Regions from separate parts of the Mus musculus genome. Here all the other regions are linked to region 1. Evidence: chromatin loops called from intact Hi-C (ENCODE). Cell type or tissue: left cerebral cortex. All regions are shown on one strand.

Region 1 (8,000 bases):
CTGGGCACATAACCCTTCATGAGGAGAATCTCCCCTCTGGGTTTGTAGATCTGGGTGGTTACGTGGATGTTTTTTTGTCTGCCATCTTTGAGCTTTCTCCGTGCTCTGGCTGGGCGGCCCCTTCCTGTCCTCCTTGGCCTCAGGAGAATGCAGATCAGTCAGCAGGCTGGCTTTGTGTTATGTCAACTCTCAGTCGGAAAGGAAAGGCCCTGTCTTCTAGCACAGGCATTTTTTTAAGAGACAGCACACCTCCAAAGGAGCCAAAGGGGGAGGATAGTTCCCTGCAGGTGACATGGGTGTCCTGGTGGGACAGGCCAGCTCACTTCACACTTCACTGTGTCCTTGCCGGCTTCCAGTAAGAGTATAGTGTGGGCCCAGGCTTCCCACTAGGGGCTGCAGAAGCTGTGCTCTGTGATGAAGACCAGATAAGAAGATTCTGGAAGTTTCATCTTCACTTTAAAGATACAGGGGTGTGGGGTGTCCATCTCCTGGGATACCTTTTACCTTCTACCAGCATTTTTAAGTTGAACCCTTCTTGCTAGTGATGTCTTCTTTTATATTGGTTCCTCTCTCTTCCAAGACAGCAGATATTTTCTTTTCCAGTGTCCTGTGATAAAGTCTTTAGGTACTCAGATGCTCCTGACAGAAGCACACGATGCTTGGTCTGAACATAACACCTCGTTGGCCTTGTTGAAGGACACACAGTCATTAGTAGGAACTTATTCAAATGGCAAACTAACGTTCCAAAGCCCAGACTTCTGGACACTCTGTGAAACTGATTCCCTGGCACAGAGTGTTGGTCAACTGGAAAAGACAACCTTTGGGTTGGCAGACATCACTAGATGACCCAAGAATGCAAGAGATGATATCCACTGTGTTCATGGCCCCTCGCACTGAGTTTGACATCCAAGAACCATCCATTGAGCACAAAGAAAATGGGATGTTGGGTAGATAGATAGATAGATAGATAGATAGATAGATAGATAGATAGACAGATGGACAGAAGGAGAAATGGATAAATAAGGGGACAGAAGGAATAAATGATGGGGCAGTGGGAAGGGAGGGAGGAGAGGCTTGTGGGTAGATTATAATGGTTGAACTGGACAGCAAGTGACGTACCTTCATACTGTGAAGAGAGATGGAAGGTGATAAATTGTGAATGGATGGTTAGAAGAGAGGGATGGAGAGATAGACAGCTGGAGACATTGATGAGTGGGAGGAACAGATGGGGGCATGGATGTACAGCTGAGTGTGTGAATTGGTGGGATGAATGGCTAGTGAGTGGGCAGATGGAGGATGGATGGATTTGTGGATGGGTGTGCCAATGGGTGGATGTGTGCATGGGTTGGATAGAGTGAGTGAGTGAGTGGATGGTTATGACCAGATGGATGGGTTGGTGGATGAAGAGTGGATATATATATATCCATACATATATATATATATGGATGGGTGGATGGATGGGTAGATAGATAGATGGGTGGGTAGATGGATGGATGGGTGGATGGATGCATGGATGGATGAATGATGGGTGGGTGGATGGATGGATGGATGGGTAGATGGGTGGGTGGGTGGATGGATTGGTGGGTAGGTAGATGGATGGATGGATAGATAGATGGGTGGATGGATAGATGGATGGATGGGTGGGTGGATACATGGGTGGATGGATGGATGGATGGATGGATGGATGGATGGATGGAAGAATTGATGGATGGGTGGATGGGCAGATGAAGGGTAGGTGGGTGGATGGATGGATGGATGGATGGTGAATAGATAGAGTGAGAGATCAACTCCAGAGAGGCTGGTGGCTCACAGAAAGACTCTCACAAAGTCAAAGAAGTAGTCAGAAGCTCCAGCTTCCTGTCTGCTCGCTGTTGTGACCACAAGCACCTGGGGTGGACCGTGCATTAGGGTAGGTCCTGGGCACTGTTGGTAACAACTGCTCAGACTGAGGCCAATCCCCAGACTAAGATTTGACTTGACCTACCCCTGAGGTCCTCTCCCTTATCCTGTAAGCATGCACAGTGTATCCTGTCACTCCTCAAGGACACTGTTGCTCATTTTCAGTCACTCCACATGCCAGGCATTAATTTTATTCCTACCCCTCTGGAAGAGTAAACTAGAACCCAGAGAATACAAGCCACTTATTCTTGGCCTTCTGCAAAGACAGAGGTGAGGCTAGGTTCCAGCCTTTGCCCTCAGTGGCTGATTTTTAACTGCACAAAGGTGGTCACTCCCACAGCAGCATGTAAAGAGAACAGACCTACAGGCTCACCCCAACTTCAGGAACAGAACCTGGGCTTCTCTGACCCCAAGCCAAGACCAAGCATAATCTGGCAGTAGACAGAGCACAACCCTGGGCAGAACCAGACTATACATGGTATTGAACATGTTGCCTTGCCTCCCCACACCTCAGTTTGCTCTTCTTTAAAATGGGTCTGGTAATGGGGAAGATCTTCCCCCAACCATGTACTTTTGTTCCAGCTCTGACCCCAGCTGGCTCTTTCTGGTGACTCATCTGCCCGATGCTCTCAACACCTACCCTTACTAATCGATGACTGCAGTGATGGACTTCCAGCAGTGTGCTGGAAGTGGGGAGGCCACCAACAGCCAGGAGGAGCCACCAAGTCTCACCCCAGAGGTAGCCATCTTGGTTGAGGGGAAGAATCATGTTTGGGTGATTTGATTTTCAACTCAGGCCTGGTCTTGAATTCATCCATCTTATCACTTCCTGGCTGAGTGGCTTTGGTGAGGTTGACCCTCTGAGGGCATCCAGGGGAGATATCGATCACTTCTACCACTGCCGATCATTATGACTTTAAAACAGAGACCACACCAGAGTCCGGTGAGCCATGGGTGTTTACAAGCCTTTCTATCCTCATCTCCAAGGAGGAAGCCGGCACTTGTGTCTCTCCTCCATGTTTCTGTATTCCTGCTTTATGCTTCTATTCCTCAGGGGTTACTGGATGGCCTGCTGCTAGCCCTCTAGAGGAGGACCCAGGTCTTCTGCATGTCCTTCTCAAATCCCCACTTCCTGAGACCTGATATGAACTGGGGGTCTCTCCATCACCTGATAATCTGAGCTTCAAGCAAAGAGCATCCCAAGAGTAAATGAGTGACAGGGGCATTTGGAACCAGGACCAGAATAGTCCTCCTTCGCTCCTCCCACCTCCAATGCTCCCCTCCCCTACGTTGTTTTCAGAGATTCCCAGTCTCTCCACTCTGCTAAAGACATCCCCCCCCCCACCCCCAATTGCTACAACCTTCTTTCCATCTGCTCCCTGCTTGAGCGGAGTGGCAAGGTGGAGTGGGGGAGGGGAGGGCTTCTAACTTGGGGTGAGGGGCCTGGGAAGCCAGCTGGGGCTGTGAGACTCAGCAGAACAAGGAGAGCTGTCTCCCTTGGTGTGAGGTATCTTCCAGTTGGCCCTTGGCCAATGCCTGGCTATAAGTGGCTTCTTGTCTTCCTCACCCACTGCGCCCCGTCTCCTCTGTTTGTGGAAGAAAGACACGCTGCTAGAGAATCTCAACTGGACAGAGGCCGCCAGAGGATGGGCCTGGAACCAAAGCTTCCACTGGCGGGGGAGGGAAACGGGGCTTCGGCTCTGGAAGCCTGGCGGATCTGCAGAGCGCTGTTGAGAGTGCTAATGTAGCTGAAATCATAACATGGACCCAGGAGTCTGTGGCTGGGCGTTTCCAGGGTGAAGAACCACTTGGTATCAGACAGAGGATCCTGTGGTCCTGTGCATTGGTCCAACAATGTCCCTGGATGCAGTCGGTGTGGCTTCCTAGGTCACTGGGACTCTCTGTGGAAGCACCAATGCATTTGGCGGATAGGGGAGGGAAAGGTGGATGCGGGTGGGGACCTCAGGGGCCAGAGAGGGCTGTATAGTGGGGATACAGGTCAGGCTGTTCGCCGACTGGGTTCGCAAGGACACATCGGGCGCTCTTCCGCCTCGTCTGACCGTCCCAGCATCCGCAAAAAGAGTAGGGACCCTGAGCCCACCCGGGACCGGGCGATATCACTAACTTCTCAGGGCCTAAGGGCCAGGCTGCCCCCGGAACGGCCCTCGGCCGCCTCCTCGCGCTCACTTCCCTCGCTCGCTCGCTGGTTCGCTCTCTCTCTCTCTCCTGCTCCCTCTCTCGCTCGGGCACCAGCCCCCGCCCTCCGCTCGCTCGCCGCCCGCGGCTCCTCCTCACTCGTCCGTCGCCCGCGCCCGGTGCAGCTCGGCCAGAGCCACGGCGAGCTGCGCGTCCGCCAGGAGCCGCTGCCCTGATCCTACTGCCCAGATCCCTCTGCCTGGATCCCATTGCCTGAACCCCGCTGCACCAATCCCTCTGTCTGTCTGGACCTCGGTCTGGGATCCGGCTGCTTGGAGCCTTCTGTCCATCTCTCTCTCTCTCCCTGGATAGCACTGCCTGATTCCGGCTGCTCGAATCCTTCTGCCCGGACTCCACCGCACGGATCCCTCTGCCTGGACCGACCACACGGATCTCTCTGCGCCGACCCCAGCTCCGTAGCTACGATGCCCGTGGCACGGCCACAAGCCGCGGGACCCGACAGGATCTCTCTGTTCCTTGTCGCCTTCCTTCTGGGGAGCCCCGCGGCAGCTCAGGCGGAAGGTAAGCACCCCGAGGGCCCCGGCCCAAAGAGGGTAAAGTTGTTGCGGCTGACCCGAGCAGTCGGGGGTCTCGACTGGTCTGGGAACACACGCGCCACCCGCGGGACCGCCCGGATACCGGGCTGGGCACCTCGTCCCTGCCGGAGCGCGGAGGCGGGGACGCATCTGAAGGACTCTCGCCTTAGGCTGCGGGTCCTTCGTCGGTCTCTGGGCTCCCGTTTGCAGTCTGGAGACGCTTCCGGGAGAAGCTCTTGGGAGTGGGGTCCTCTCCAAACCTTCAGATTCTGGAAGCTCTCTGCAACTGCACCCGGGGCTGGCTGCCAGGTTATTCTGCCAGGCTCTGTGGAAGAGGATAGGTATAGGAAGCGGACAGCTGACTGCCTGTCTCCAGAACCAGACTCCCTCCCATCCCACCATCCCACGCTGTCTCGGACTATCCGGAGGGGCTGTCTCCTGGATAGGTCCCAGCCAGGTGTCAGGAAATTGGACTTGGGTGTGGCTTCTTCGGATGGAGGAGAGCTCAAGGCTCCCAGAACTTGGTGAGAAGAGAGATATTAGAACCCCAGGGGCTTGGCCCCCTTTATCCCTCTACAGCTTCATCGATATTAGGAGTGAAGAGAGGGTGCTGGTGAAACCCACGTGCTTGCTGCTTAGGAAGGGAAGGGGGTCTGAGTTTATGGAGATTGTCGAGATTGTCGGTTCCTTCACCTGCCTGGAGTCACACCTTTGCTCCACCCTGCTAGGGTCCCAGGAAGTTACAGTGAGATGCTGAGGTGAAGAGAAGAGGGAGGCAAATAACTCACCCAAAGCTGATCCCACCCCCAGCCACCAGAGCTAAAGACACCAGGAGAGCCCACGGTGTCAGCTATTGGGGTTGGATCACTTAACCTCTCATTCTCTTGGCAAGGTGTGACTCTTGTTTCCTCCCGTGGTAACTTACAAAACAAAGCTTGGAGCCTGCCTGAGCTGACCACAGCATGGAGCGCTTACCCCACTCCCCAGCACCCCCGTCCATCTGGAGTTCTGTATAATTGAGGTTTTCTTGATGATCTGGAGTTCTGAGGACAGAGAAGCATTGCCGCTTCGCCGCGGGGAATTCTGGGCCCCTGAGTTCAGCACCAGAGGCCCCGGACAGCTCTCAGCTCCAGGCCCTAGCTCTGGGTCCCATCACTTCGTTGTGGCCTGGAGTACCCTCAGCATACATCAGACATTATATCCCCAATCTCTTGGACCCAGAAATGGGAGCGATGGGCATGATTTGCCTCCTCTATTTAACAAAACATGTCATTGAGAACACCCCCTCCCCTTGTGAGACAGTGGTATTTCCAATTTACACCAGGTCTGGGCAGTTTCCCTAGGAAAGATGGGAAAAGAGATTTGGTTTAAATCAATGGTCTCTACCCAGCGTGCCTTTTCTTAATTAGCTGTCTCTTTCCAACAATAACGTGGTGGCCTTGAACTGAATCCAGATTGCCCTGCCCCAGCTCTTAAATCTGTGTGTGTGTGTGTGTGTGTGTGTGTGTGTGTGTGCCTGCCACTCCACAAGCAGAACTCAAAGATGCCCAGAGGCTCACCATCTTTTCTAAAGTGGCCCTACCTCTGAGTTTGACATTCTCTAAGGCACCACCCTTGGCATGGGGTGGGGTCTTAATGGCATATAGGAAAATGTCACCCAAGATCAGGATCCTGTATCCTGATTCCTCAGTGTGTGCCAGAGTGTAGGAGGGAAGGCAGGATGTGTGCATTTGTGATGTCAATTTTTAGACATTTTATATTTTGCAACTGCTCCACACCACGCGGCTAGTGAGCATATATTTTTAATTAACTTCAGGTCACTGCCAAATTAAAGTCCACGATACACTTCATCCAAAGGCTCGTTACTAACCATGGGGTTCTGACTGAGTCATAAGAAGGGAGCCAGGGTGGCCCATGGGCACTGCCAGTTCTCATGGTCCATTTGGAAACAATTGATCTTCCGCAATAAATTCTATTTTTAACCGGCAGCTCTTATCCACAAACCAGAGAGGAGAGGCATCAGAGGAGCCCAGTGTTGCAGACTTGTCTTCCTGCATGCAGTGTGAGGGGTGGGAACTTGTTGCAGGCTGTGCATTCTCTGGGCCGTTTTGATGGGAATAAAGTGTAGCTTGTCTTTTTTAAGAGGACCCCTATTGCCTAAGACATGCATGGGAGAGCAATGCACGCACACGCCGAGACTGCAAAGCCTGCCGTTCCTTTTCTTTTCCCCTTGGATTAACAAAGCAAATCCAGTATCTCTCAGTAAGACTCTAATTTGTTGCCTCCCCTAGCCTCTGACATGTGGTGAGATGTATCGTTGTTACGTCGGCCTTAAGTGTGCTTTTCTATGTGCCGTTCTGTTTCAAAGAGTTTTGGCTGCCCCCACCAGGGACTACCCGAGACAAACTTAAAAGATTCTTCTTTTATTCACACAGTTCTGCTGGTCATTAGGAAACCATATCGACTTCCTTTCTTTCTTCTTTCAAGGCATAAAAAAGGATGTTTCCCGAACAATTTGGTTTGTGACTTTTGGTTAGGAGTCCGTTCCTGCAAGCCATTCAAAGGAGCGCAATACACAAGGCTCTCCTGTGTGCCAGTTGATGGCTGCGTGGCAGGCCCATACTGCATGCCTCCACGAGGGGCGCTCAAAGCTGCAGCTGGGCAGGAAGGAGGCAGACACGTGTATGTCCTGTTGAAAGCTAGGATGGTTCTCAGCCTGGTGGTCTGTGCACCTGGCTTCACTCCCTGCCACTGGAGGTATCTGGTCCTTATGTCACAGGGAGAGATTACTGTCAGCTTTTGGCACACAGTGAAAAGGGGGGACACAGAGATGAGAAGTTTGCAGAGAATGCTTACTCGCAAGGTGTCATTACAACTCAGACCCTCATCTAGCCCTTTTCTGCCAGTGTTTGGACTCCCTTATAGTGGCAATTGCAAAACGAGGGCGGAGGCAAGGCTGCTCTGGTGAGTGGTCGGATTGAATATGAGAAGGAAATTAGCAAGGTTCAGGAAAACGGTTTGGAAATCAGAGTTGCCTCAACCCAAAAGCTCAGTCCATTCATTGATTAGGTGCACTTAACCTTCAGAGAGACCTTCTTGTCTGGTACTCCATTCTGCCATCTGTAGGACGTAAATAGAATGGAGGGCTGATGGGACCAACCTAGAAGTGTGGTTATAGGATTCTGTAACTCGTGTAAAGAGAAACCGGCATATGTTCGCACACATGCAGTGGTTTCCTGTTCCCCTAAGAACAAACTTCCTCTGTGAACAGGTACCAAGAAAGTAGCCTCCCAAAATTGGGCAAAGCAGATGCCCACATAAATACTGAACTAATTTAGGCCAAAGTCGGGGAAGAGGGGCAGCAGGCAG
Region 2 (8,000 bases), 120 kb before region 1:
TATTGTTTTTAAGTCACAGGAAGTGGCTTTGGCTAACTGGGGTTTGATTGAAGCATCCTACATAAGGAAGATACGGCTGCCCTCTGACCTCCTCACAGCTCCCTCTCTGCTCTCTCACTCACTCCAGTCCATAAATCCTTTCAGGGAACTTGACTCTGGGACTTCATAAAGGAAAGATGTGTATGGTTAAGAAGCACACATTATTTGGAGGAGAGATATAGTAAGCATGAAATTATAATACAGAGTTATAATACAGGAGCATTGGGGGTGTTGAGAGCCCTGGGGGCCAGCCTGGCTTCAGAGGCATTGATTTCTCAGTGGGACTGATCACTGAATGGTGGTAAATGTGTCAAATTTTATATATACAGCAAGGGACCCTTGGAATCACCTGTAAGATTCTACTTGACTCCTCTGCATTCCTCCCCCCATCTCTCTTCCTTTCTTCCTATTTTAGGTGTGTGCACAAGGTGCATATGTGTTTGTCCATGTTTGTGTGTGCCATGCCTGTGCAGGTCAGAGTCAGCATCAGGGGTTTTCCTTCATCAACGTCCATCTTGCTTTTCGAGACAGGGCTTTTCAGTGAGCCCAGAGCTCATGGATTCAGCTTACATCTTTGGCTAGCAAGTCCTGGGGCTCTGCTTATCTCCATTCTCCCAGTGCCAGGATCACAGGCATTCGTGGCTGAGCTGAGCTGCTTATGTGGATATTGGGGATCTGGACTCTGGTTCTTGTCCCTACATGGCAGGCATGTTAGTAACTGGGTCATCTCTCTCTCCATCTCCCTTTAAGGAATGATGGTGTCCAGTCACCTTGGCCTCTCCTTTACTTTGGTGGCTGTCTGAGTTTTTCAAAGCTGACATTATTTCTGTCTCCATACCCCACCCCCCTTCACGGTTATCCCAGGCTCGCAGACATTAGCAAGCATGTGGTGTCATGTTGGATTCCAATATGCATTCGCCCCAGTTGTCCCCAAATGGTCTTACATAACCCGGGGTTTTTAAAGGAAGGATCTTATGAGGAGGTTAATTGTCGTGTTTGGTTGTCTTCTAAGGCTGGTTAGGCAGATAAGAAGCTTTGTGTTGGAGAAGTCTGAGGCTTATAGACTGACTGGGCAGGGAGCACTGTCACTCCCCACCGGGTCCCCCATTTTGTGTCTGTCTGTCTGTCCAAGCTCTACTCTTGGCCCCTCGCTCTCTGCCTCTTTCACCGAAATGGATCATCTTCACTAGGTTTCTGGAAATGATTCATTTCATCAGCACAAGCTTTGTCCACGTGTTCAGAGTGCAGAACATGTTCAGAGTGTGGAACTGTAAGTGTGTGTGTAATCTGCAGTGCTCAAATCAGGACCTCTTGAATAAGCTCTTCCATCTCCTCCTCTAAGTCTTCCATTTCCATGTGCTGGGATTTTTAGAGGCCTCCCAGTTCTTGCAAAATACATCACAAGTTCCAGTAGACTTTGGTGTCTGTGCCTCGGTATAGGACATGGGACTGTACTTGATTCTTATCTGAGTCTTGATCCCTGTTCTTGGCGTCTTCACTCCCCACTCATCCCAGTCTCTGGCAAACCAGACAGACCCTGCTCCTGATGTCTGTGAGAGGGGCATGGGCAAAGCTAGAAAAGCCCTGTGAAAGAAGGTCTGTGGGTGGGGTCCCCTGAGGCATCTCACCAAGCTGGTTTCTGTGTGGAGGACTGACATACACTGAAGTATCACAAAGAACTGCAGACAAGGCTGGCTGCTGTCCCACCCCACTGCATAATGCTTGACTTTCTCCAGTGTCCACACGATCAGTCTAGGAGAGTAGACACAAGGACAGCCTCCTGCTGACCTTTCTCCTCTTTGGCTGAGTCACTCCCTTGGTGCCCCTTGATTCACACCTTTCCTCAGCCTGTTGTTCTCGACGAGCCTCACTTTCCTGCCCTCAATGTGTAGGTAGTCATCATTGCCTGCCAAGAGTTTTGCAGATGGAATCAGCTAATATCTGGTGGGTGGGACCCTCCCCCTCCCTCCAACCCTCCCTCCCTCCCACAACCTCTTATCCTTCCAAATCCATGAACACCACTCATTGCCTCCCCTATTCCAAAGCCTGAGTCATTCTACCACCTCCAGAAAGCCTGTGCTCCAGGCTCAGTACAAACGGTGAGCTCCCTTGCCAGCCCCAAAGCTGCATCCATACCCTGGAACTTCCTGCAGAGCAAACCCTTCTTCAAGGATGTATACAGAACTAGCACCAAAGATTTGCACTCAAAGCAGGGAAAGCATAGCCTATTTTCTGCTTCTGTATGTCAGCCCAGCCTTGAGACAGACAGACCAGGCTGGGTATCCTGCAGTTCCACTGTTCCTCAGAAATCCCGCTAGCCCTTCTGAGCCTCAAAGTTCTCAATTGTAAAATGGGACAATAAAGGGTAAGGAGGAAGAATGGCTAGGAGGTGAGGATCTGGCACACCATTGGATGTAAGCCCATCTCCTTCCATTTATCATGTATCTGGGGCTTAACATTTCTGTGCCTCTAGTATGACAAAGGAAGTTCACAGTATCATGTGCTTCAGGGAACGTGATGCTGATGCAACCCAGTGATGTGTGTGATGTGTGCCTTGTGTTCAGTCCCAGGCACCATGCTGATCTTCAGCATTTGCTCTCTTGAACTTGGTGCTTGCACCACAGGGTTATCTTCGGAGGAAATCCACTTCTCACCCCGGACATCACAAGTATTACATATTAATTACTTATTAATTTGCTCCATGGTTTCAGGGTGTGGGTGAGGAATAGGGGCAATGGCTCACCTCTGGGGGTGACTCATAATGTCATTAAATCTGCATTGAGTCTCCTGTGGCTCCAACCGGCTCCGGCTCCGGCTGGATGCTGAGGCAGGAATTGAAAATGCCACCATGCAGTTATGTCTGACGCCAGGTCCAGAGGCCTGTGAGTTGGAACTGGCCTTTCAACTCACTATGTCATGATGGGCTTTGAGAGGACATGTGAAAACCTGGGTAAAACTTCACCTACAGACCCACCCCATCCCTCAGCCTTGGAGGGGAGGGGAGGGGACCTGGGAAGAATAAAGCACAAATGGCATCTGGCCTTTAAGGGTCCAGGTCCTAAATCCACTTTGCAGGAAGCCCACAAGCAAGTATTCTCACCTCAGTGAGCCTCAGTTTGCCCGTATGTGAGATGGGGCAATGATACTGATCTGGGTGACATGGTACAGCGGCCTCACCTCCTGCAGTCAGGATTCATAGCACAGCTGCTACAGTCACACTGGGGATAAAAACACAGGAGACACATCCACCAGACAACCTGGCAGGGGAAGGGCATGCTCTAGTAAATCCACAGGAGATCCGTTCTCAGCAGCTGGCTTCTTCTGAACATGAGCCATACCTAAAAGTCACCTCTCCATCTCTCCTTGTCTGCTGGTACAGGTCTTATTTGTTCTTTAACATCTGTGCTCAGTGTGGGGTCTTCCTTAGCCCCAGCTATCAAGGACAAATAAGCAGACAGGTGTTAAGATGCTAAAATAGATTAAATTAGTGAAGAACAACTCTTTGAAATGAATTGGCATTCACTCATTTAAGGGTACTTGGTTTCTGAACACCCCCACCCCCACATACACACACACACAGATGCCAACAATTGTGATACTGTCCAGATTGGTACCACCCACACCGACCCCTCACATCCTAAGTCACATTCTGACACCCAACACACTGACGTCATTTACCTGCTGGCTGAAGAGCGGTCGGAGTGTATCGTTTAAGGAAAACGGCAAGATTGTGCGGATTTGGTACAGTTGCGGTTGTTCTTCAGATATTTTTGGTCTGGTTGAGCACACACACATGCAGAATCTGCAGCTGCTGAGGACCAACTGAGTGTGTAGATAAAACTATAAGATGTGTTGCCTACCCTGAAGTCCTGGGATGGTTGGAGGCTGACCAGCATACACACCTCATCTCTAACTCCTAATAAGACCCTGAGACCTGAGACTTGCCCCAGAAGAAGCCTAACTTGGAAAGAGGAAGATCCAGGATTTGAACCCACTATTAATTGCTTAAAGACTCATTTTCCTAACGTTGCAAATTCCAGGATTCCAAAGATTTTATCTATTAGGCAACCAAACACACAGGATGCTTCTATATAAAGTTCCTATGGAATCAATGGTCAGCACTTATTGCACTCTTCCTGTGTTCTGGGCATCAGAGAATCACTAATAACTAAACATATTGAGCTGAGAACCTACTGTGTGCCAGAGGACTGATGACTGCCCTCACCAATCCATTATGTGTTTATGCTGTATGCTGGACCAGCTAGCACACTTTATACCCATTTGCTAAGCATCTGCTATGGCCTAAGGCACTAGGCAGTGGTGGTAGACACAATGGGTATCTCTATCCTCTCTGTAACACTGGGAGGTGGATGTGCCCCCTCCCATTTTTCAGTAGAGGAAATTCTGGCCTAGAGAATGTAAGGCAGCGATCCCAATGACAGCATCATTCAAGACAGCACCAGATAAGGTCCCCAACAACCAAGATCTGACGTCAGTGACGGTGTGAGCTGTGTGTCACACACAGAGTCTGTCAAAAGGCCACAAGAGACAAATGCATTGCTCTGTGTTGACTCTCCTACATGGGACTCCACCTTGGCTACCTCCTCTCTGTGTGCCACAGGGATGTTCCCTCTCCCATGCTATGCCTGGAGGTCAAAACTCTTGCTTCTCAGGGTTGCCATGGAGGCAGAAGAGATGGCTGTCCTCTTTCCTGATTCTAGGGCAGGGCCCAACAGGTTAGGGTACCATAACTGTAATTACTGACTAATTCTGCACTTGAATATGAGAGCCACCTCAGTGTTTGTTTTTTGGAGTGACTAAGGGACAGGCTTCAGAAGTTCCTGAGATATCTCAGGAACCTCCCTTCAGAGCCCACCCCTACCCACCACCTGACATTCATCACCCTATCTCCCAGCCGCTCCACCCTCAGTACTGTAGCCAGTGCTCTCCTTGGCCAGTGCTCTGAGTGTCAGTTGACATCTTTGATATCTACCAAACATCCATCACAAGAAGCTCTCTCTCTCTCTCTCTCTCTCTCTCTCACACACACACACACACACACAGAGAGAGAGAGAGAGAGAGAGAGAGAGAGAGAGACAGAGAGAGAGAGAGAGAGAGAGAGAGAGAGAGAGAGAGAGAGAGAGAGAGAAGCTACCCTAGAGGACACCTGGACGGCAAGAATGAGTGTCACAGGTCTGGGTGCCTGACGACAGGCTATGGTTAAAGGCTCCAGAGCTGGGACAGGATATGCCAGCCTCAAGTGGCAGAGTCAAGATTCGTTCCCCAAAGCCCAGAGGATTTCTGGATCAATAAATCCCACAGTATCTGCACAGAATTGGCACACAAAGAACTTCATACACAGACATCTGATGCAGACAGCCACAGGGAAGGCTGAGAGGGACAAGGGACGTGGAATTATCTGTCTCCGCTTCTCACTCAACACCCCTGTCCCCTGCAGTCTCCACAAGAATCCACTTGACATGGCTTGTGTCCCTGCTGATCCTCAAAGGCACCAGGCATTCCCACGAGGCAGGGCCCAGCCCTGCTCATGAAGCCAAGGCCATCCACACCCACAGCACTCATGGCCCCCACCCCGGGCCTCCTGCACCTTACAATGCAGTCTGGACTGCAGACCCATGTCTGGGATCCTGGCTGATCCTGCTGCCCAGTGTTCCCCCACCTGTTTTGTCAGAAATATAAATGGCAGTACTGGATTGTCCTATGATTCTCATACCCCTCCCCCTGCCCTCACCTTTCTGCCCCTTCCCTTCTCCAGCATCTGAGCTTTTCATCTTCCTTCCAGCCCTAACCTCTGGAGGTCTACCAGTTGTCTCTTCCTTGCTCTACTGTTGGTCCTTACAGCTCCTAGACTTTCCTTTCTTTCTTCCTGTGTCTCTGTCCCTCTCTTTCTCTTTTCCTTTTCCACCCTCCTCCTTCTCTACCCTGAGTAAGTCCACTCAGGACTTATTTACTGAGCACATACTGTGAGCCAGGCTGAGTACTGAGTATCTCCAGGACTGAGAGACAGCAGTCCCCCCCCCACCCCCGAGTCCCAGGCGGAAAGCATGCTGAGTGGCAGGCGATGGATGAGACTAAGGCCTGAGATACATTCATCACGCCCACCTCTTTTCAGGGCCAAGACAGCATGGAAATAACTTTTGTCATCTCAGCTGCAGCCCACTGGCCCTGGCAGCTCAAAGCTGTTTATTAAAAATGAGAATGAGATGAGCAGAGTGGATGCCACTTTGAAGTGTGTAGTATGTGTGGTGTGAGTGTGTATGTGTGTGGGTGTGGGTGGGTGGGTGTGCATGTGTGGGTGTGGGTGTGTGTATTCACATGGGTGTGTGGTGTTTGGGGGGGTGTAAGGGTAAGGGTGTGCATGTGTTGGTGTGTGAGATGTGTATGTGCCCATGTGTATGAGTGTATGCATGTGAATGTGAGGTGTGTGTGTACATAGTTGTGTGTGTGTGGTGTGTGAGTGTGTGCTTATATTAGATGTGTTGGTGTGTATGATGTGCATGTGTACACATGCGTGAGTGTGTGCATGTGTGTGTGAGGTATGTGTGCATAGATGGGTATGTGAAGTAAGCTGTGGTGTGTTTGTGATGTGCGTGTGTACACATGTGTGTATGCATGGGTGTGTGCATACATATGTGTGTGGTATGTGTGTATGTGTGTGAGGTGTGTATGTGCATAGGTGTGTGGTGTGTGTTTATGGTGTGTATGTGTTTGTGCACACATGTGTGTGTGGTATGTGTGTGCATGTGATTGTGTGTGAGATGTGTATGTGTGTATGTGCATAGGTGTGGTGTGTGTGTATGGTGTGTATGTGTGTGTGCATACATGTGTGTGTGGAATGTGTGTATATGCGGTTGTGTGTGAGGTATATATGTGTGTATGTGTATAGGTGTGTGGTGTGTGTGTATGGTGTATATGTGTGTGTGCATGGGTGTTTAATACATGTGTGTGTGGAATGTTTGTGTATGTAGGTGTGTGAGGTGTGTATGTGCATAGGTGTGTGGTGTGTGTGTATGGTATGTGTGTGTATATGCTCCTGCATGGGTGTGTGTGATGTATAACAGTATGTGTATGTGTGTGTGCATGTGTGTGTGGTATGTGTGTGTGCGTGAATGGGTGGTGCATGCATGTGTGTGTGTGTGTGTGTGTGTGTGTGTTGGAGGGAGACATTCTAAAGCACTGCTCTCGAAAAGCAAGCCTTCAGGTGACTGGGCAGCCATTAGGCTTCACCCTCGGTGCTCAGGCAGGTCCAGCTGTGACAGGACAGGAAGTGACAGGCAAGAAGCGGGAATGAAGGCAGCTGCTGTGGAGAAGCGTGAAGCTTTTGTTGTAGCACACGGGGCTGCCTGCTTCTTGCTAAGTGATGCAAGGTCACTGCCCATCTGGTGGCCAGCCATTCTCACTCATGATCTCACTGGGCTGAGTGGTGGGCTGTGTCTGCAGGCTGGGAGGTCGGGGAATGGGATGCTAACAACCAAAGCTGTTAGCAATCAGCTGTTACTCATTTCTGCGTTCTTGATTACGGAGTGGATGCCAAGCACAGAACTGAAAGCTTTTTCTTTGTTTTCCTAACCAACTGTCTATGAAGCCAACATTGTAGAGCCCCGACAGTGGGGCTTCCTGCAGGGTGGGAGGCAAGAGAAAACAGGGCTGGGGCTGGGCAGGTCCTGGCTCACTGCTGTTGCTTATACTTGTCCTGCAGGGTCTAGCATGAAGCAGGGTTCAGTGAGCACAGCCAGCCCTATGCTCCATCCTCATGAAACTGTTTAACCCATCACAATCTGGCAGCATCTCACAGGGGTCACACTGGCAGGATCCTCTAGGAGAGAAGCCCATGGATGAAGCTCTGACCTCCAGTGTCGTGGCCTCTAAGTCATGATAACAAAATGCCATAGTCCAAGTGGCTTATAAACCACAAAAGTTGATTACTCAACATCTGTAGG
Region 3 (8,000 bases), 290 kb before region 1:
AGTCTCACCCACTGACTTTCCTCAGAACTCCTAGATATGCTTTCTGTTATGCTCGGTGTGACCTGTGACGTAAGGATCTCTGTGACCACACCTTCCTTTCTCTTGGGCGTGTCCCTGGAGCAGTGTGTGGGCCATGTGATGTATGCACAGCTTTCTGTGGAGGAAGCTCCAGCCAGCACATTCAGCACCTGCTTGCATTGTCTGAGGGTTTTTGCTTACGACATGTCTTCATTGGAACCCAGCAGTGACTGCCCAGTCAGTTTCTTGGCCAGGGAGATGGCTCAGTTTGTTTTCACGGCAGACATCACTAATTGATAGCCATTCCCAGTTCCCATGTTCAATATTACTAATCAATTGTGCCAATTTCCCCGGCTACCTCATTGAAGGTGAATCGTACCCAATGATTTAACTAACCGAAGCAATGAACCCTTTCTGGTTGAGCCTTTAATGAGTATATCGGTCGCTCAGGACTTCTAGTGATCTAGCTGTAGATGACACTTGCAGGCTGGCCGGGAGGCTGACACCTGTCATCTTGTGGCAGGTACCCCGTGGTCGGCAGGATGGCTTGCCTGCCCACGTAACGTCCCTGGCCCAGCGTGCATACTGGGCACTGCTTAGCCAGCGGAGAGACCAGAGCATTGTGGCCCTGGGCCGGAGTGGAGCTGGGAAGACCACCTGCTGTGAGCAGGTTCTGGAACACCTGGTGGGTATGGCAGGCAGCGTGGACGGCAGGGTGTCAGGTATGGTGGCCCACAGGTGACAACTGGATGGGAACAGGGAGGGGAGATGTGGGGGTCCTGGGTGGCTGGGGGGGGGGGAGATCCTGGGTGGCTCTTCACTACTCCTGTCTAGCTGTCATTCACTAAGCACAGATAAGTAAGGGCCCTGTGTTGGCTACTGACCCAGAAAGCTAGTGCTCTTTTATATACCTCTGCCAGGATAACAGTGCATCTCTGTCATGACATTGGTAGCCTTTACAGTGGTCACACACTGGGACAGCACCTCTACCAGGATAACAATGCATCTCTCTCATGACACTGGTGGCCCTTACAGTGGTCACACACTGGGACAGTAGGAAGCAGAAGCTTGGCTGCCACCTGCTGGGAGCCATCCCATCAGACAGATGGAGGGTTTCTTGGGAGTGTGTGTCCTTGAACAGTCCACAGCCCACTCCGCTGTACAGAGAACCTGAGAAGCAAAGATGAAAGCAGAGCTGAGAGCCGGAGACAGAGCTACGGAAGGCTAGGATGCTCTAGAAAGTGCTCCTGTGCTGGCTGGGGGAGAGGCCGGGCAAGAACACAGGAGGGGTGTAGTGGGCCTTAAAGACCGTCCGTGAATAGCATGGATAATGATAACTGTGGTCACAGCCGTCGGTGTGGCCATCTCCAGGGACCCTGTACCGGACCCGCTTCTAAACAACCACAAGAGCTCTGTGGTTTGAATAGGACGGGGGTGGGGGAGGATAGCGATTATAGCAGGACACTGGTGGGATAGCGATTATGATTTGAGATTTATACATAAAGGCATTGAAAACTGGAGAGGTTTACTAGGGTTCTCAGTCACACTGTAATGTCTCCATGGAACCTTCATAGACATTTCTCTGCTCCTTTTCATCTTTCTCCTCCTCCACCCCCATACACACACACACACATACTGTTTATCTAGAAAGCATACGTGTGCACAGGTGTGTGCATGCATGTATACTCTAGATGAACATCATTTTCACACTCTCCAATAATAGAATCTGTCCATCCTGGGGACACTGTCCTCCGGGACTTACACAGCGCTGCACCAGACGGCACCGGCTATACCACCATTGCAGACCATGGGTGCTTTCTAAGCACTGAGCATTGTTAAGCTGATCAACCTTTCAGAACTCTGCCAGAAACACAGTTGCCACTCCAGGGAGGGTCCTCCTGAATTGTGAAGAAGATAACTGTCCCTTTGCAAAAGGCAGAGCCCCCTTGGGCTTCTCTTAGAGGCTATACCTGCTGTCCCCCCTTTCTGTGATCACTCTAAGCACAGGGCTGGGAGCTGGTTTAGACTCTCTCACAGACTGGTTCTGCTGTGTATGTGAATGTGGGAGACAGGATGTACCCAGAATGTGGGAGACAGGATGTACCCAGATGTCTCCAATGGCACACAGGGCTTGTGGGTGCTCAGAGAATATCTTTGGGGAGATCCCAGAACTTTCAAGCCCTCTCATGGCCTTCAAGTGTTAGGAGGATCACACACACACACACACATCACTCAGATCGTTTCTATTCTACTCATGACTTTGAGAGTCGGGGTTGAGGCAGCTGCTGGGACTCATGGAGTGACTGTAGTTCGAAGCTGAGCTGTTGCTCACCAGAGCTCCCACCTCAGAGAACAAAGACCAGGATGGATTTCGAGAACGGTAGCCTTGCTTAAGGCACAAGTGACACCTCCCCTCTGTCTCCTGACAGTGGAGAAGCTCCGGGCTACCTTCACTGTCCTCCGGGCCTTTGGCTGTGTGTCCACCGGCCACAGCCGCAGGGCCACCCGCTTTGCCATGGTGATGTCATTGGACTTCAATGCCACCGGCCGAGTCACAGCTGCTCAGCTCCAGGTGAGGCTTAGGGATGGGCACGGGCTCTTTAAGGTGTGGTGTCCCCAGCCTGTACCCACATTTCCAGTCAGGACCCTGGGGTGACAAGAGTGTTGGCACCCTGGAATGTTAAAAGCAGCTAGCATGGCGTGGCTCTGGGATGGGTAGGAGCAGAATCTAGAGGCTTGTTGAATGTAACAGATCCACACAGAATCCTGTCCCCTTGTGCCACACATGTGGCCTGTCCCCTCTCCAACATTCCAGTTGAGCAGAAAACAAAATTAGGGTTTTAGAGAGAATGACCACACAGCACCAGGTGACAGCCCAGATCAGGGAGATCTGGCTCCCCAGTATCAACTAAGGCCTTTGCTCTGCTGGTACCACTGGGTGCAGGCTTCAGTGAGGGAGGTGCTCTGGGCTTTCCTGGGAGCTGGAGGGAGCCCATGGCTTGGCTGATTGCCTGTGGGGCTCTGAACCGTGGGTGCTCTTGAGTCACCCTTTGGTGAGGCCTCAGGGAGTGTTGGGGTGGGACACTCTAGTAGGGCCTTTGGGAACCAAGTCTGGAGAGAAGGACCGGGGATGACACTGCTCAATTCCCCCCTTATAGACAGTGCTTCTGGAGAATAGCCGTGTGGCCCGGCAGCCGCAAGGGGAAGGAAACTTTGAAGTTTTCTCTCAGCTGCTGGCTGGGATGGATGTAGATCTCAGGTGAGTATTTGGGATAGGCTGGGCTGGCTGAGGCAGGAGGGTGAAGAAAGCCTAGTGGGAAGCTCCACCCAGAGCTGAGAGGCTCGGGTACCCAGTGACCCGGTCTCTGATCTCAGTTGTCAGGGCACTGCACTGAGGCTGGGTTACATTTCATGGTCTTTCGCTGTGTGAGATTGGAACATAGGGTCATTGGGATGGGAGGCCTGGGGCCTGGGGCCTGGGGCCTGGGGGCTGGGGCCTGGGGGCTGGGGGCTGGGGTAGCCAGGCTGTGTGGTATGTGGGACCCAGCAGTAGGACACCTCCTGTTGCTTGGGCTGGGGCAGACCCTTCACTCCTACAATCGTCTCTTCCAGGACAGAGCTGAACCTGCATCAGATGGCAGAGAGCAGTGCCTTCGGCATGGGCCTGTGGTCCAAGGTTAGTGGCCTGCCTCCAGGGTGCACTGTCATCCCAGGGCCAGGGAGGGAGTGATGGAGGGTCTCTGACCCACTGTCTCCTTTTGCTCAGGTCTGTAGTTGCCAATGGCGGTCATGTGGGGGCAGCAGCCCTAGGAGAGTAACAGGACCTCTTGGTAGGATCTGGGCTGGTTGAGGAAGGGAGGCTTGTCCCTGACCAAGGAAGGATGTGGTGGGAGAGGGTGAGATGTGTACCCTAAAGCACTGTGTCTCCCTTCAACCCTGGCTCCCCAACTGTCTCCAGTGAGACCTGAGAGTTTAGCATGGTTCTGCCTGAGTCTGTCAGCAGGGGGCGCTCTGGAGGCTGATGGGGAGAGGTGGGTACCCTCTGCTGGTTGCTGTTTATGGTCCTGAGCAGAGGTGGGGGGCAGTAGGGGTGTGTGAAAGGGATAAGGTGGAGGATGGGTGGGGGAGGGGAGAAGTGGGGAAGGGTGGGAGAAGGAAGGGCCTTGAAGGTTGGCTGCTCCAGGGTTCCCTGAAAGGGGGTGGCCGTTCACTTGTTGGCTGTTAGTTTTGCTCATTTCTAATGCTGCTCTCGTGACTTCCTTTGCTCTCATTCAGCGGGTCAGGACTCTGGCACTTGTCTGAAGTTTCACTGTAGTGAGGAAGATAGGCATGAAAATTAATGTCGGTATTTTAGAGAACAAGACTTAGGAAGAAGTGTGGTTGTGGGCACCAGAGAGTGATTAAATCAAAGAGATGTTTGGCCTGAGTCAGGGAAGGCCTCGTAGCCAGGGAATACTGGGCCTGGTTGGCATTGGGTTTTGAAGGATGCATAGGAGTTTACCAGGTAGAGGGATGACAACCCAGATAAAGGTACTACCACAGAAGAGCATTACAGAGCATCAACGCTGAGCATAGATACACAGATTATGAACCTGGTACTTGCCAGTTAAATCTGGGAGCACACGAAAAAGATCATCATGAGAAGTCTTCACTCCAGGGATGCGGGCATGTCTCAGTGTATGTGAGTCTGTAAATATAATACATCCCATAAATGGAATCGAGGCCACAGGTCACAAAATCCTCTCTATGGATGCTGAAAGGACTTTTGACAGAACCCAACATCCGTGCATGATAAAAGTTCTGAGGAGCTTGGGGTAGAAGTATGTCTTGGCAGCACTGTGAGGTTAGAGCTGTGGGGTTAGAGCCCATCACACCACTGAGCGGGAAAACCCAAAGTCTTCCCCTTGAAGTGAAGACCAAGACACAGTGTCCACTCTCTGCCCCACTCAGCACAGCAGTGGGAGACTTCACAGGACAGCGAGGGGACAGCAGGAAAGGAAGGAGCTGGTTATTGCTTCCAGACATGTGATTCTGTGACCAGTAGGACCCCAGCAGGAATCTCAGAGTGGGCAAACACATCCTCAGCAGAGAGGCAGGAGACAAACCACACACACACACACACACACATACACACACACACACACACACACACACACACACACACACATGGCAGGGCCCTCTTGTGAGGCAACGGCCAACGTCTAAGAAAGAAATGAAGAGCTCAGCCCCATTCACCACCGCAAACATCTCGCAATAAATGTAACCCAGGAAGTGAGAGCCCTCGGCAGTGAACCGTTAAGACCCTTGGGGAAGAGATCGAAGGAGTCATTAGAAGACAGAAAGACCTCCCACACTCAGGGATTGACAGATTAATGCTGTAAGTGGCTGCCGTACAGAGGCCACCTACAGGCTCGACGTGTCCACCCAGGTTCCAATGCCAATCCTCAGGGACAGAGAGACAAGCCTGAAACTCAAACAGGAGCAGGAGAGACATGGGGGTAGTCAAGCAATCCTGAGAAAAAGCAAGATGGTGGGAGGCGTCGCACGCCTGATTTCTAGTTAATCTGCAGACTCAAGAGTAATGAAAACATCATGGGACAGACATGCTGATTAACGGATAGAGTCACATACTCAGATCTGAGCCCGCATACCCGCAACAGAAAACACACAATGGCGAAGAGACATCATCTGGGAGAACTGGGTGACCATGTACAGAATGAGGCCCCACTACTCACTCCTAAAACACCAACTTCAGATGCACCCCAGACCGTCATGTGATGGCGTGAAGCTCACGGTCCAGACCTGCAGGAGGGGAACACTTAGTAGGACTCCAGTCACCCAGGGAACAACACCAACACTGGCAAAGGGGACCCCAGGGAAGAGACATACAAACAGAAATCAAAGAATAAACCCACAAAACTTCTGTCTAGCACGGGACACAAAAGAAAAATATGGCTTACAGAGTGTTAAGAGCTGGCAAAGGATTATCTAGAATTTGTATCTAGAATACACAAAGAACTCCAAAAATGAGAAACCAAAATACTCATTAACAATGAACTAATAAAATGAACAGATGCTTTTCAAAAGGGGAAACACAAACGACCCAGTCAGAATGGCAGTCATTAAAAAAACACGAACAACAACAACAACAAAACCATACAAACGCTGGCAGGAACGCCCCCTCGTGTGCCATAGTGGGGGGGAATGTGAATGGGTTCAGTCACCATGGAAGCCAGAATGGAGGCTCCTTTGGAAACTAAAGTTCACGTGACCCAGGGGCTTAGCTGGGCATTGACCTGGAGGTCCCTAGTCAACATACCACGGGGACATTGACACAGCAGCATTCAACAGACCACAGCAGTAAGTTCTGGAGCTGCCTGGTGTCCACAAACAGAGATGAATAAAGAAAAGGTAAGCTTCATCATGATCTACGCAGCTGCAAAGGGGAAGGGGGCTGTCGGCTGAGGAAAAAGGGCACGAGGGAGAGTTACTCGAATTAAACCAAGAAGCGTCCCAGCGTCAACGTCATTGAAGAAACGTGTGAACGTCATTGAGAAACGTCTTAACGTCACTGAGAAGCGTGTGGTCCTTGCAATGTGGCACCTATGTTTGCATAGATACATGAAATCATGGATGTAACAATGTAACACTAGAAGCAGAGCTGGGGCCAGAGGAGTTCGGTGAGAAGCATCCGTGGGTGAGCTGCGTCTCAGCTGTGGCTACAGTTGTGGGCAGACAGCAGCCCCTGCTGCCCTGGTGGCTGGCTATCCGTGACCCCTGAACCCGTGCACCTCCTCCAACTCCTGCTACGGTCAGCTGTGGTCTCAGAAAAGCCGGAGATGAACAAGTCTGGAGTTTTAACCTGGCCGCCCTTGTGAGAGCTTGTTCTGTGCCTGTTTTAGTATTACTTGTTATCTCTCCCTCTTGCCTCAGTTTTCCACACACTCTGAGGTGGTGTGGGGCTGCATTTCTTTCTCGCCGTTGGTGTGCAGAGCTCGAGGGACATCAACACGCTCCTTAGGGGAGGCTCAACATGGTCTAAGATAGGGGCCCTAGCCTGTGGCTTTTCTCCAGGGCTGGGATGGAGGCTGTGGTTCTTGGGCACCCAGACGTCGCTGGGAACTGCAAAGAGTTGGGATTGGGTGGTCTTGAGATGAGCCCAGGGCGAAGGGCATAGGGCTTAGCTCAGAATGAGAGCCAGGAGTGTGGAGGAGCCTTCTACGGCAGCAAGGCTTCTCCCCATGACGGTCCTGGATAAAGGAGACAGTCCTTGCCTGTCCAAACTGTTTATTCATGGTGAAAAAGGATGCATACGACTTAGTCAAGGTGGACCAAAGATTAAATACCTTTTTCAGGAAGGGATGCCTAGGAAGGGAAGCTCACATTGGCTAGACATTCGGGGCCTATCTAGATACCTCATTAGCACGGAGAGCTCTGGGCTCGAGGTTAAGGTGACCAATTGTCATGGTCCTCCTAGTGGGGTGTCGTGGTTACATGCTCCAGGACAGAAATCTGGTTGGCTGCCAGTGAACTCCTGCCGTTCTCAATTCCGAGTTTTATCCGAGTTCTAAACTTTACTCCAGTCTTACCAGTTCTGAGTGGGTGTGCGACTGAGCTGGTATTGCCTGCAACTCTGAGGTCTCCGAAGGTCTCTAGTGTGGCCCTGTGGCTCAGGCAGGTGGAGAAGGGAAGCGGCTCTTGTGACTTCTACCCTAAGCAAGCTGCTGGGCACACACATCTTACACACACACACATCTTACACGCACGCACGCACATGGGCACCTCTAAGCCACCCACAGAGCCATGTGCCCTGCCTGAGCTTCCCACATAGTTGTGTGCTTGCTGTGGTGTGAACAGACCCAGAGTGTTGGAGACTTAACCCTTAAAATCGTAGTGTCAGGTTGGAGAGACAGCTCAGCGGTTAAGAGCACTGACTACTCTCCAGAGGTCCTGAGTTCAAATCCCAGCCACCACATGGTGGC

Evidence for each region. Peaks named below come from ENCODE experiments on the same cell type or tissue, not always from the same donor. Only the 100,000 strongest peaks of a DNase experiment are listed, where the experiment ranks them.
Region 2: a loop joins it to region 1, with 5 times the contacts of the local background. A loop is called at or near these places in 2 of 42 quality-filtered maps.
Region 3: a loop joins it to region 1, with 6 times the contacts of the local background. A loop is called at or near these places in 4 of 42 quality-filtered maps.

The regions. Positions count from the first base shown.
Region 1 is chr5:112,573,389-112,581,388 of GRCm38, reverse strand. Sez6l (seizure related 6 homolog like) reads left to right here and starts at 4,191. Exons shown (of 17, transcript NM_001253916.1): 1 at 4,191-4,617. The coding sequence starts at 4,521. In left cerebral cortex, CTCF peaks have their summits at 4,209 and 7,259; DNase peaks (open chromatin) are centred at 5,677, 6,363, 7,259, 7,847 and 3 more places; H3K4me3 peaks cover 4,565 bases; H3K27ac peaks cover 4,115 bases.
Region 2 is chr5:112,695,045-112,703,044 of GRCm38, reverse strand. The region is part of intron 42 of Myo18b (myosin XVIIIb); the gene reads left to right. Among named protein-coding and RNA genes, the nearest start is that of Gm30529, 50 kb to the right of the region's middle. In left cerebral cortex, no CTCF peak of the experiment used is centred here; DNase peaks (open chromatin) are centred at 2,134, 3,710, 6,168, 7,492 and 4 more places; H3K27ac peaks cover 2,527 bases.
Region 3 is chr5:112,860,934-112,868,933 of GRCm38, reverse strand. It overlaps Myo18b (myosin XVIIIb), which reads left to right. Exons shown (of 44, transcript NM_028901.2): 8 at 542-740; 9 at 2,448-2,590; 10 at 3,177-3,277; 11 at 3,631-3,694. Among named protein-coding and RNA genes, the nearest start is that of Myo18b, 31 kb to the left of the region's middle. In left cerebral cortex, CTCF peaks have their summits at 1,119 (motif pointing left) and 3,990 (motif pointing right); a DNase peak (open chromatin) is centred at 3,990.